2 separate regions of the Mus musculus genome follow, and region 2 is linked to region 1. Evidence: chromatin contacts called from ENCODE POLR2A ChIA-PET data. All regions are on one chromosome and are shown on one strand. The core of a region is the stretch at or near the end of the contact, and the rest is flanking DNA. Distances in the headings are between cores, read along the strand shown.

Region 1 (6,258 bases), core at 1,966-4,465:
ATTTAATCAATGCCTTTCATCTTTTAGGGCGAGGGAACAAGCTGGTGTGGTATGTGATTTGCCACACATCTGCTACCGGAGCTGTAGCTCCCACACCCCACTTAGTTCAAGAAATCAGCAATACTGTGGGTAGTCAGAGGATGCTACAGTCTACTAACAACACAACAGGATGAGACTTCAGTTGTTTGTACACTAAGCATATAGAAGGAAAATAAAATAGCCCTTTATTCTAAAGATAAAACCGAGGATGTTGGAGGCTGGCAGAGGAGCCCTATGGCCCTGCTTGGGCTCCCAGGTACAGTAGTACCTGGTGAAATCTTACCATGAACCACACACAATGCTCAATATGTAATCGTGAGTCTATGAGGCTATCGTATCATAAGCCTTATAGGATCTTCAATCTAGACAAGGAGACACATAGGCCTCGTAAGATTAGTACCCCAGCTTACATTTGTAAGAGGTCTTTCCAGATACCAAGCCATGTTCTTAGAGATGACAATTGCATAGAACCCCTTCTGGAAGACATTGATAAGGCCTCTTTGGGAGGCTGTTTGTGCTTTTGGACTGACTCAGATTCTACATACCCACAGAGCCTGAGCTAAATTAACCCTTTCAGCTATACTAGACCTGATCACACATTGTAACTTCGGTGCTTTGGTAGGACAGAATCAGCCCGGGCTAACATCGATTTACATTCTGAATGCAACATTTAGAAAGTATCTCGGTTAGGGTTCTATTGCTGCGAAGAGACACTATGACCATGGCAACTCTTACAAAAGAAAATGTTTCAGGGGTGGGGTCGGGGGAGGGGTTTACAGTCCATTATTGTCATGGCAGGAAGCATAGCTGGTGCAGGCAGCCATGGTGCTAGAGAGGGGCTGGGAGTTCTACATGCAGATCCTCAGGCAGCAAGAAGGAAGAATGGGCTGCTGGGCCTAGGATGAAGGTCTGAAACCTCAAAGTCTACCCTAGGTGACCCACTTCCTCTAACAAGACCTCACCCACTTCAACAAGGCCACACCTTCTAATAGTGCCACTCCCCATGAGCCATTTTCGTTCAAACCACCACAGAAAGCTAAAGCCTGGGGCTCCAGATATTTGGTGTGATCTTCAGAAGGAAGAAACAAAGGTCTGGGTTGTCCTTTATTTACACTGGGCTGTAAACGGTGGGAAAACAAAGTAGTAAAGGTAGCAGGTTTTCTCTAGAAATTGTAATTCTTTTTGGCTTAGCCCCATTTGGCTGCTTATTCTGTGGATTGCCATGCCTTGCTTGATCAAAGTACACGCACATTTTGGAGGAGAGAAGACACAAGAGAACTGGACGTGGATGAGTGTAGAGAGGCTAGGGGTAGAATTCTACCTGTAGAGGAAGCCAATTAGAAGTCTGTTGCTTGTCTCCGGGCTTGCAAATATGTCTTGCGGACAAGGTTTGGATACAAAGTATTTCCCACTACACCCCACTCCAGCCCACAAAAGACCCATGTGTTCTCAGCTGGTTGCACTCTTGGCATTGAATCATAAGAGGTTAATCCACTGATCATTTTACAGCAATGGGCTCTTAGAATGTGGGGTCCCAGGGGAAGGAAGTAGGTCAGTGGGAGTGTCTTTGAAGATATATTTTTATCTTTGGACTCTGCTGTGCTCTCTGCTCCCTGGTCGCCATGAGGGAAACACCTCTCTCTACCCTGCCTCTCCACCATCATTTTCTGCTACACTTGAGGCCTAAAATGGGGAGAAAGCAGCTGACCTGGGACTGAAACCACCAAAGCTGTGAGCCAAATCAGCCAACTCTCCTATAAGTTGTTTTTGTCAGATGACTTGTCACTGTGACAGGCCACCAAACAGGCCACCAATATACACACCAGCACATTACCATGCTTGGGCTCACACTGACAGGTTGCTTTTGGTAATAAGTTAAGTATGGAACTTAACTCCAGGGAGATTCGGTTAAAAGTGGACGTGAATGGTTTATGCAAAAACGTCCGTGAAATGATTAAGGAACAGTTGGTTTCAGGGCTGGCTCATGGAGGTAGTAGACCCCAGGTGGAGCTACAACCTTTTTCTAGGTCCTGTCTTCTTTTTGTGCGCTAGCTTATTAGAAAAGTCAGAGCCATTCATAGTTTCTCTGCCTCCCACTCCGGAGAGTTGCAGGCCCTCTTCCTTAGATGCATTCAGTGGAAATCTTCAGATTGGAAACTGCCTGGCCCTGCTCCAGTCACGAGTACCCACCCCAGCCCATCACGTGACAGAGAGGGGGTTCTTAGAAGTGGATGCCAACTCCTAATTCCCACACATGGTGAGGCAGGCAGAGAGTACAGTTTCTCTAAAGGAGGGCGAGGTTCCCAGGATCATGGAAGGCTGCTGGGTGGACGAAACGTATTCTTTTTAGAAGTGGAACAGAGGCCTCACAGATTTTCGGCTGCAGAAAAGGTCAAAATGTGATTCTTTGCTTTAAAAAGCACTTTATTAAAGAACCAAGAATGGAACGGGTGGGAAATGAAGTCATCCTTGGTTTTGCTAAGAACAAAGCAGGACTAACATTGACTATCCTGGTAGCTGGAGAGCTGCCATTTTGACCACCCCGAGCATCGCAAAATGTAGCCCAGGGAAGCTGGTTTTAGAGAGCCCTGGAATCGTCTGGTCCAACCATCTCCTTGGACTCTACTTGTGTGGGGGTGTCTCCTCCCTGTGACTTGTAATCATGGCTCCCAAGGTAAGACGTGATATCGACACATAAAATCTTAGACCTTATTCTGACAGGCAGTTGCTCCAGAAATTCAAAGGTTTAACTCGGACTGAGCTTTAAAAAAAATCTAAAAGTAAGGCTCACATTTGCAAAGAAATGACAGGCTACTTCTTTCCTACCGTGTTCTGCTCATCCAACACACATTCACAAACATTACACAGAAGGCCCGCTTTAGGATAAGGCTGAGAAAAACCCACTGTCCCCCTGGGATGTGCTGTGGTCATAGGGACAGGTTGTTTCAAGGCCAGCCTAGGTCCTGCCCTTCTATCCCCTCAGCCTGCTGCCCGGAGCTCCCCGTTCCACCCAGGGACACTAAACTTCAAATCTGCAAGCAGGGGAGGGGACCACCGACTCCCTGTCCTGTTTGTAGCCTGCACTGCCTTGGAGCCTTCGATCTAGCTGGCTCTGATCCCGCGCAACAGCTGCAGGTCGCAGAAGTGCCCCGCCCCGTCGTGTCGCGCGGGGCGCCGCCTCTCTCCAGGCTTTGGGGCGCGCAGGCGGGTCGCGGGCCGCGCAGGTAGAGCTCGGCGCGGGCCCCGGAGACGGCGCGGCGGGATGGGGCGGCCCGGGGCCTGCGGCCTCCTGTTGCTCACCGCCTTTCTGGGGCTCTGCGGGCCGCGCGGGGGGCTCGGAGGTACGCGCCCCAACTTCCCTTCCCCGCCCGAGGCGGGCCGAGCCAAGCGGCGCTACGCGGAGAGGGTGGGCGGCCGGTAGGAGTGTGGGTCGGGTCCGGTCCGGTCGAGTCGGAGGCTGGGCGAGCAGGGCGCGCGGCCCTCGGTCCCTCAGGCCCCCAGGCGCGATCAGGCCCCTTGTCCCCAAGCTGGGCAGAGGGGAGGACGCGACGCGGCCCTGCTCACAGGCTTGCTGGCGGCCGACCCCTTCCAACTCCCAGCCCCAGCCTGTGCCCCACCTCCTCCCGGTGTACTGAGTTTTAAGGTCGGCCACCCGACCAGCAGAATGGCCGACTCCTGCGGGCAGCCCGGCTGCATCTTTTCAGTTTGGGTCTGGAGCTCTTTGGTCTCACGTGAAATGCAGTGAGTGGGGGACCTTCTGTTCACCTGGGCTAGTCTTTGACCCCTGGTTTCTTGTCCCTGCACCGTAGGGAACCTTAACTTTTCTGAGCTCAAATACTTAGTGTTTTATTCCCCCCCCCCCCCTTGGCTTTTTGCCTCCCTCCAGATTACTAAACACGTGGTTCTTTGGACTTTTATGAGCTCCACTTCCTAGGCCTTCCCAACATCAATTCAAAAATGACTTCCAGGTGACTTTGTTTTTAAACGGGAAAAGAAATTCTAAATCACACGTGTTGCATGTGCATAGTATTTAGATGAAATTCTCAGGATTTAAATTCATTTTCAGAGTGGCCGAACAGCATCGCTGCTTGCATGATCATTGCGTGATGACGTCATTTGGCCTCTTTGGAGTCCAAGGGCCTTCTAGGTTCTTGAAGATGCCTCACCCTTCCACTTCTTCAGGCTGCTCGGAAAAGCTCTACTCCTTCTTTATCCTCCTTCATATTTCCTAGGTCCTCATCTGCAGGCTGCCTTGCCCCTTCATGACTGATTCCAAGGGTGGGTGTGGCAAAGGGTCGGAGGAGGCTTGTTGGCTGCTGTGACTGACTGAAGGAACAGGTGTTGAGTCTAAGAGGAGAGACTCCAAAGGGCAGTGAATGGACTTTGGAAGAAAAACCCACATGGCTTCAGACAGGGGGCCAGTAATAGTATGGGGGCAAAGAGAAGTTTACGGATTAAGAGTCAGTGAGGGAGAACTTCAAACCCAAGGGCTATATTCTGTTCTCAGTTACTACTCTGGGCCTCTGTAAATTTACTACGATAATAACATCTTCCACGAGGCTTAACTAAAACAACTGCTTAGCAGCCAAAGAATGGTCAATAAACACCCATTTCCTGCCTTTCCTATCCATTATGTCCGCAGTTAGTGGGGTAGGAGACAGTAGGGCACAATATTCCCTAAGGTTAGGAGTGTGGCTTCTTTGTTGAATTAAGAATCCCGCAGCACGCGCTGTAACATGTATGTTCTTCAAGCTGTCAGGACAGCAGGACAAATATTGTAAGCCCAAATCTTTCGAAATCTACTTTGTGATGCCTGGGAGAATAGTTTAATTGTTATTCTTTGATTTTATGTGTATGGGCTATAGGGAGAAGAGGAAGCCCTGGGCTTCCTCATGTCAAAGATCCCAGAGCCTCAGATCCATGCAGGAATGGCAAAGCCTTCCCCTATCCCTGTGGCAAGGCTAAGAGGGAAAGGGCAAAGCCTTCCTCTGGTCCATGTGTGGATGTTGATAGTATGAGAGAAGATGTCAACCACACCCCACCCCACCCAGTTTTGGCCTGAAGACTGCACCCCTATACATTCTGTTAACTACACCTGTCTTCTTAGATCCAGCTGGATACCACAAACCCCGCCTACTTTTATATCTGTATGTGATAACTCTGGCTTCTTGCTCAGCTGTAAGCAATAACGGTGTCTCTCCGTTCTTTTTATATAACAAATGTGCTGAGCCTCTGTGAGCCATGGTTTCTGCAGAAGAGAGCTCCAGCAATCTGACCCCAGCTTTCTTTCTTTCTGTCAGTCTGTCTGTCTGTCTTTACTTCATCCCCTCCCCACCCCAGTCAGGCTCAACTCTCTACAGGTCATCTACAGTAATGCACAGATGTGGCTGTGTGTGTTTTGCCTGCATGTATGTCTTTTTTACCACGTGTGCCTGATGGTGGAAGAGACCAGAAGAGGGCATTAGGCCCCCTACAACTGGAGTTACAGATAAGTTGAAAGCCACCATGTGGATGCTGGGAATTGAGCCCAGGTCCTCTGGAAGGTCAGTTCATGCTTGTAACTGCTGAGCTGTCCCTCCAGCCCTGAGAATATTTTCCTCAGTTACTGCATGTGTAATGTGAGTTTAGTTCCCCTCCCCCTTGTTGCCTTGTATAATTCAGGGTGTGTTCTTAAACAATTGAATCGTCCAAGGTGAGCACTGATCTTAGTCTGTGAAGAGTTCAGGGTGAGAGGTCACCACAGCAGAAGCCACCTTTGTCTGGCAATAGATACTGTCTAGTAAAGGTCCTTTTAGTGTACAGGGCTCAGCTGTTTCTATGTGTAAGCCATACTGTTGTTCTTGGCCGGTTTTTAAAGGTAACAAGATATATGTTGCACGGGAGCCATATTATCACCACCAGTGGTTTATTTTTGTTTTGTTTTCAGTATTTCTAATTTTGACTATCTTCTTGTCAACTATTGCTTTTGCATTCTAACAAGGCTGACTGGGCCCTTGTCCAAGAAGTGTGTGTGTGTGTGTGTGTGTGTGTGCGCGCGCAAGCGCATGTGCGTGCACCTGCAAGGGGAGGGTGTGTGACCTGTTGCTTAGCCTTGTAGCTCTTTACAATGTTTGTAAATGTGTCTTCACCCTTGAGTTGTTTGGAAGAATTTTTAAAACACCTTGTATTAATTAGTCAGCTGGAAGAAAACACCCAAGACTGAATTTGCTTTAGAGAAAA
Region 2 (6,426 bases), core at 562-3,061, 330 kb after region 1:
TACCTTAAAAAAACACCCCGTGCCACCGGCCCTACAGGCCAAGCTTTACCTTTCTGAACATGGATGATGTCTGGGAAGTTGGCCAGGTGCCCCTGATACAGTGCTAACAGGTCCATGACTGGGTCCAGGTCCTGCCTGGGCTGCTCAGCGAAGAGTTCGCCGATGGCGTCGTAGGCGTCTCCAGTGAAGGCAATGGCCTGATTCAGACCCACGGAGAAGGCCTGCTGATCCAGCTCAAAGGCTTGGCTGAGACCCCGGAAGGACTGGCCCACCTTCTGATACTCCTTCTTGAAGCCAGTCACCTGCTTGCGCGCAAACTCGTTGGCGGTGTGGTTGAGCTGCAACGCACTGTCGTCCATCTTCTTGGTGAAGCATTTGAAGCCATCTATCTTGCTCTCCACCTCCTGCAGGTCCAGGGCGGCGGCAGGTGGGGTGCTCAGAGTGAGGAAGAAGTTGGCGCCCACCATCTCATCCTTCTCAGCCTTCCGCTTACCCTGTTTCCAGGCCTTCTCATCAGTGCTGCTGGGGCAGGTCAGGAAATGCTGGAAGACGTCGCACTGCGCCAGCACCGGGTGGCTGGCCATGTGGTTCATCCACCAGATCAGACCCTTCCTGCGTTTGGAGATGAAGTCCTCTTCGAAGCGCCCGGTGGCCTGCTTCTCAGGCAGATGGGGCACCGAGATGACTGGGAATTTCTCCGCCAGGCGCGCATACAGCCAATCGAAGTGCTTATAGCGCCTGTGCACGGGCACCTGGGTATGCGTGGGCACCAGCTTGTAAGAGATGTAGCTCTTCATGCCCTTGAACTTGGTCTGCTTGGTGGGGTCGTCGATGGTGCACTGGAAGGGGTAGGGGTTCTCCTGCCACTCGGGGCCGTAGGGACCCAGCACCACGCACAGCTTGTCCCCATCCTTCACGAAGCCTGACGCCTCTCCCAGCACGAAGGCCTCCCCGCCCGACTTGACGAAGGTGGAGAAGCGATTGAGGTTGCGGCTCACCGTGGCCGAGCTCTTGGCTCCAGACGCTTGGTGCGCCGGGGGCGCCGAGACGCCGCGGGAGCCCAGAGACAGGTCCGAGCGGGTGGACAGGCGGTAGCGGCCGGCCGCACCGCCGCCCGCCGACGACGAGCCGTCGAGGTCCGGGTACGCGCCGCTGCCCAGCGCGCCTGGCTCATCGGCCACCGTGGAGCTGTCGTCCCACTCGTCGTCCCAGTCATCGTCGCTGCCCAGGCTGGCCTGGTATCCACCGTAGAGCTGCTGGGGCGACGGCTGCAGGGCGCCCCCGCCGTAGGGAAAGCCGGCGCCCGGCGGCTGGAAGGAACCGGGTGACGCCTGCGGCTGCAGCAGCGGCGGGAAGGCGGCGGGTGGCGCGGCGGGCAGAGGCTCGAAGCCGCCGGGCGGCACGTTGGCGTAGCGGGCCGGAGCTCCCGGGCCGCCGTCGGCCGGAGGGCCAGGCTCCGGCGCACGGATCACCTGCACGTAGGAGGCCGGGAAGAGGCCGCGGTCGCCGCGGCTGTTGATCCCTTCGAGCCAGCCCTCGATGTCCTGCTCGCTGCACAGGCTCAGCACCTCGTGCTCCCGCAGGGAGATCTCACCGGGGTTCTCGGACTTAAAGTCGTAGAGCGCCCGGGCGCGCAGCGCCATGGTCCCGAGCCCGGCGCCCCGAGCTCGGGCCGGTCCGAGGGCCCCTGCAGTCAGGATCCCCCCCCCGAACGCCGAAGGGAAGCCTGGAGGGCAGCGCACCGGTCCGCTCCCCGCTCCGCTCTCGCCCTCCGTGCAGCTCGGCTCGGCTCGCAGCAGCGACTGCAACTCGGGGCCGCCGCCGGCCGGGGGCGGGGCCCGGAGCGCCCACGTCCCCAGCAGAGCTAATCCATTGCCGAGAGCCGCGTGCCAGACGAGAGCAAGCGACGGCCGAGCAGCCGTGCCTGCGCCGACTCTGCGGCCGCCGCTGCCACCTTGTGGCGGCTACGGAAAAGGCGCGCGCTTGAGTGACCACGTGGTGGGTGGGAGGCTTTCAGAAGTGAATTATCTGAAATTGTTTAGATTTGTACGTTAGAAAATGTGGGGTAGGGTTTTTTTTGTTGTTGTTCTTTTTTTGTTTTTTGTTGTTTTTGGGGTTTTTGTTGTTGTTGTTTTTAAATAGATTATTTATATCTACGATAGCCAGCTGTTACTTCTCAGAGTAAATGCTCTTAAAATGACCTTAACCCAAGCTTGTAATAAAGGCGTTCACAAAGAAGATTAGCTGTTGCACTGATAAGTACGTCTTTGCCAGGGTTAATGTGTAGTAACTCACAAGATCCTCATCTTGTCACTAAAGGTGCGGTTCCCTTCCTTCCTGTACTCTCTGATCTTGTACACAAGGAGTGGAGCCTGGAACAAAGCTGGAATTCGGGAAGATCCTTGTTTGACCAGAGGCAAGGGTGGTGCAGGGAAAGAGAGCTGAGAAGTCTCCAGTGAACGTGCAGAGTTGGGTGCTAGCACACGTGCAGCGAATGAAAGCTCAGGCTTCAGGGCCCAGGGCGCAGGAGCCAGGCTCGGTTCTGGCTCTGACTGGCTGTATGACCTTGAGCCTGTCACTTGCGCTGTCCTTATCTCTGAGAGTTTGTGGATTGTGTGATAATGGCTTTCTTATCTTACAGGTGACTGAAGTGAAATGCTAATATACTCGGTAAGCACTGTCCACTTGTTGGCTGCGGCTGTTATGAGGGGAAACGCGATCTCTGGCCTCTTTTCTAAGAGAGAAAGAAGGGTCCTAGAACTAGTTATAACTAGAGCTGTCATAGGTGTGGTACGCAACAGGCTTACAACTTTACACTTCCTCCTAGGTCATTGACAAAACCTCTCCTTTTCAATAAATTTATGTTAAGTAGATCAAAAATCACTTCCTGAGAGTTTAATAGACGTATGTCAATATCCCGTGGTTGCCTTGTTTCAAATCTTTTCCTTCAATATGTAATTTGCCCAAGGCTTATTTTCTCACGCTCCGCTTACTGAGTCTAGCCTAATCCTTTGAGGATACCTCTAACTGGAGTTCTACAGTCACGTGTCATGAATTTCCGCCTGCCCTCTGACCCCTTCTATGGCAATCCAGCAATCAGACCAGAAGATTCCATTCTCCTAAGCACGGCAGCTAACTTAGCATCCTGTTCAAAGCCACTAACGAAAGTACACCACACTCGGCACCCGCACTGGGCCTCCTATTGCACAGCCTTAACTCAATCTCCTGAGCTCTTTCTGAAGTGCAGCAAGCACTTTCAGCTCAAAATTCCGAATGTGACGATTGTCGTGGAGACCAATCAGTGAGATTCAACTTGCCATAGTCGGAAACATAAAGTCAACACCAACTGAACAGCTTAAATTATGTATGATCCATGAGATATTCACCTCGGATGGTCCAGATAAAACACAACGGATTAGTCAGTAGTAAACTTTAAATTCGAGAGTTAGTTACAGTAACTTCAGGCTTATCTCAGGTATAATGATTCCATGAGTTTACGTGAAAGTCTGTTCAAAAGGGTTGTGCAACTGCAGAAGCGATTGCTAAGGGTCTCCGCGTGTTGGGGGTGTGTGTGTGGGGGGGAATAGTGATACCCCGAGTGCGCATGCTCTCTACCCCCAGTGCGCATGTTCTAAGTGTGCATGGCTCTGTGAGTGCTCAGCCTCGGAGAGAAAGGTTACAGACTTGCGTTCTTGAGGAATCAGGCTTTGGGAGGGAGGGGACCAAAACTGCCACGGTGCTTGGCCCTGTGGTCAGAATGGTAGGAAATACTCTACCCTAAGATGGTCTTGGATATGGAGAAAATGTGTTTTAGCATGAATAACTTGCAATCGTTCACCTATGGAAGTAAATATATCAATGCATTTATAAAAGATTTGTCTAGAACACAGCTTAAACTGTGGCTTACAACCCCATAGAGAGTCCACATAGCTGAATGAGAAACTCATGACTCGTGACAGTAACATTTTCCCGGAACAGGCAGCGAACAAATATTTAATTCAGCATCAAATACATAATGAGTCTGAGGTGATTCTGGCCAATGCTCAGCCATATCACGAGCCCAACGTCACTGCAGCCTTGGTTTCAGACACACAATAAGCTCACCTTGCAGGATGCAGACCATCAGACATGCCCTTGAATAGTGCCCAAGGGTCCCCAGCTGTGATTTAAGACAACTGTGTATTATGAGCAGCAATGTTTTTAGTGTGAATATAAAGTTCTCTGCTCTTATAGAAGCATAATAATAAGAGAGAGAGAGAATAGTTTCTTGCCGCCCTTCCTCAACATGTATGTGTCAAATCATCTTTAGGCTGTGTTCAGAGTGTTTGACTTCCAGCTGTTGTTTGAGTTACTTAAGTTTGTAAAAACTTGTTAAGTGAATTTTGGAGTCAGGCATAATGGCGCATGCCTTTAATCCCAGTCCTTCGGAGGTGGAGACAGATGAATCCCTGAGTTCAAGGCCAGCCTGGTCTACAGAATGAGTTCTGGGACAGCCAGGGCTACACAGAGAAATCCTGTCTGGAAAAACAAAGAAACAAAAAGGTGAATTTTTGGCTTGGAATAAGATAGAACTTGCTAGCAATTTATGAAATGACCTTTGATATACTTCTGCCACTTTTTGTACTACATATTTATGTGAAATAGATAGTTCTCAAGAACTGATGACTATAAAAACTAATGCCAATCAACTCTGAAAAACACTGAAGATCCTGTGCCCTTCAGTATCAAGCATTTATCCAAGATGTAATTCTTACTTAAAAACAAGCAGGCACACTTATTAGTATGCAATTTTATCTTTAATAAATGGTAAAATCATAAGCATATAAAAGGATTGTTTAAAATTGTTGATTTATTACTAATAAATAATTAATTTTCATAATGATGGCACATAGCTATGTACCTAAGTTCGTACAATCTGTTCTAAATATCATGAGTGAGAAAGGATAGGGAAGTTTTTCTCTAGAGCAGCGGCCTTCCTCGCAACCTCCCTGATGCTGTGACCTTTGATCCCAGCTCCCCATGCTGTGATGCCTCCCCCAACCATAAAATTATGTCATTGCTACCTCATAACCGTAATTTTGCTCCTGTTTGAATTGTAGATATCTGACATACAGTGTATCGGATGACCCATAGGTTGAGAATTACTTCTCTAGAATATAGAACATACTCATAACTTAGTTCATGTAGTCACTGTCGCCACTATCAACTGTTTCTATTTCGCTGAGTTTTCATATTTGAAATTCTTTAAGGGACACTAGGTGGTTCTAACACCTGTATTTTCTTACTTTCTCCCATGGCTAGGGAGGCCTAAGCTAAGGTGCATGGCTCTTGGCTGCCTCTTCCACAAGAGAGAGGGCGGGCTGGTTTCTTTACTCCTCCTGGGACAGCCCCCTGATTTTGCCTTTGCTGTTCTTTTGCTTGGACCCCGACCTACCCTAGAGGTCCGAGTGCAGCACATTCCCCTCATCAGACTCCCCCTGCTTCTTTCAAAGACTCAGAAGTGAGATGGAAGGCTTGGGGGGTGGGGGCAAGTCTCTGAGCCTCCACTCCCAGTCCGACTTTGAGAAAGCTTCTGCAGGGCTAAGCCACTGAAATAGCAGGGTTTGTTTGTTGAGACAGCTGGCCTTAATTATCTATCTCCCTCCCTCCCTCCCTCCCTCCATCCCAGCATCCATAGCCCAGTCATGCTTTTCCTTGTAGCACTTACTACCTAACACAACACATCTCTCTATATTAATCACCTCCTCCTATTAGAATCCATTCCGCTTCGGAGCAGTGGTATTATTCTGGACACCAAGGTCATAGCAATGAACAGAACAAGAGTAGGCAACCAGCAAATATTTGTTTAATGAAGGAATGTGAAAATAGCCACTTATTTCCTCCCCAGTGATGTCAGCTGTGAGAAGTGACTCTCACTGTGTCTGGGTCTACTGGTTTGGGCCCTGCTGCTTCTGGCTGAAACTAAATGTTTCAAAGGGCAACAGGATCCCGTCAAGTCAACAGACTAAACGCTGACTCCTCCATCCCGAACAGGACTGCAGCGTTTCTGAGATCTCTGGAAATGTCTCGGAATTATCTGAAAGGGTCTTTTTTTTTAAATAACGCTGTATTTATATAATTACCTGAAACCATGCATATAATATGTCAAGCACTACCCAAGAGATTCTATAAGCACTTTCACCTGCATTGTGTTAGCCCCTGCTGTTTTCAAGCGGCTCTTCCAAGCACAGAGCTGACACTGTTGTAGACCACAGACCGGGTGTTTGGCTAAGGCGCGTGGCTGGTGAGTGGCCTCGAAGCTACTCAGCTGTCTTGAGAACTTCCATTCCCTGAGTCATGGGTCTGTACTTTGCTGGTTCCTCAAAATTACTGGTATTATTAAAACGGCTGGCCACCTACTGGAAACTGGGTCAGACCTCTACTAGA

The links. ChIA-PET counts read pairs that join two places held with the same protein, here RNA polymerase II (POLR2A).
Region 2: POLR2A ChIA-PET joins it to region 1 with 13 read pairs in embryonic stem cell. The contact joins the promoter of Snx18 here to the promoter of Cspg4b in region 1. POLR2A ChIA-PET finds 5 or more read pairs at or near these places in 3 of 5 experiments (Patski and embryonic stem cell).

What each region holds. Positions count from the first base shown.
Region 1 is chr13:113,289,955-113,296,212 of GRCm38, forward strand. It overlaps Cspg4b (chondroitin sulfate proteoglycan 4B), which reads left to right and starts at 3,216. Exons shown (of 10, transcript NM_001378698.1): 1 at 3,216-3,380. The coding sequence starts at 3,302.
Region 2 is chr13:113,616,753-113,623,178 of GRCm38, forward strand. Snx18 (sorting nexin 18) reads right to left here and starts at 1,812. Exons shown (of 2, transcript NM_130796.4): 1 at 50-1,812. The coding sequence starts at 1,643.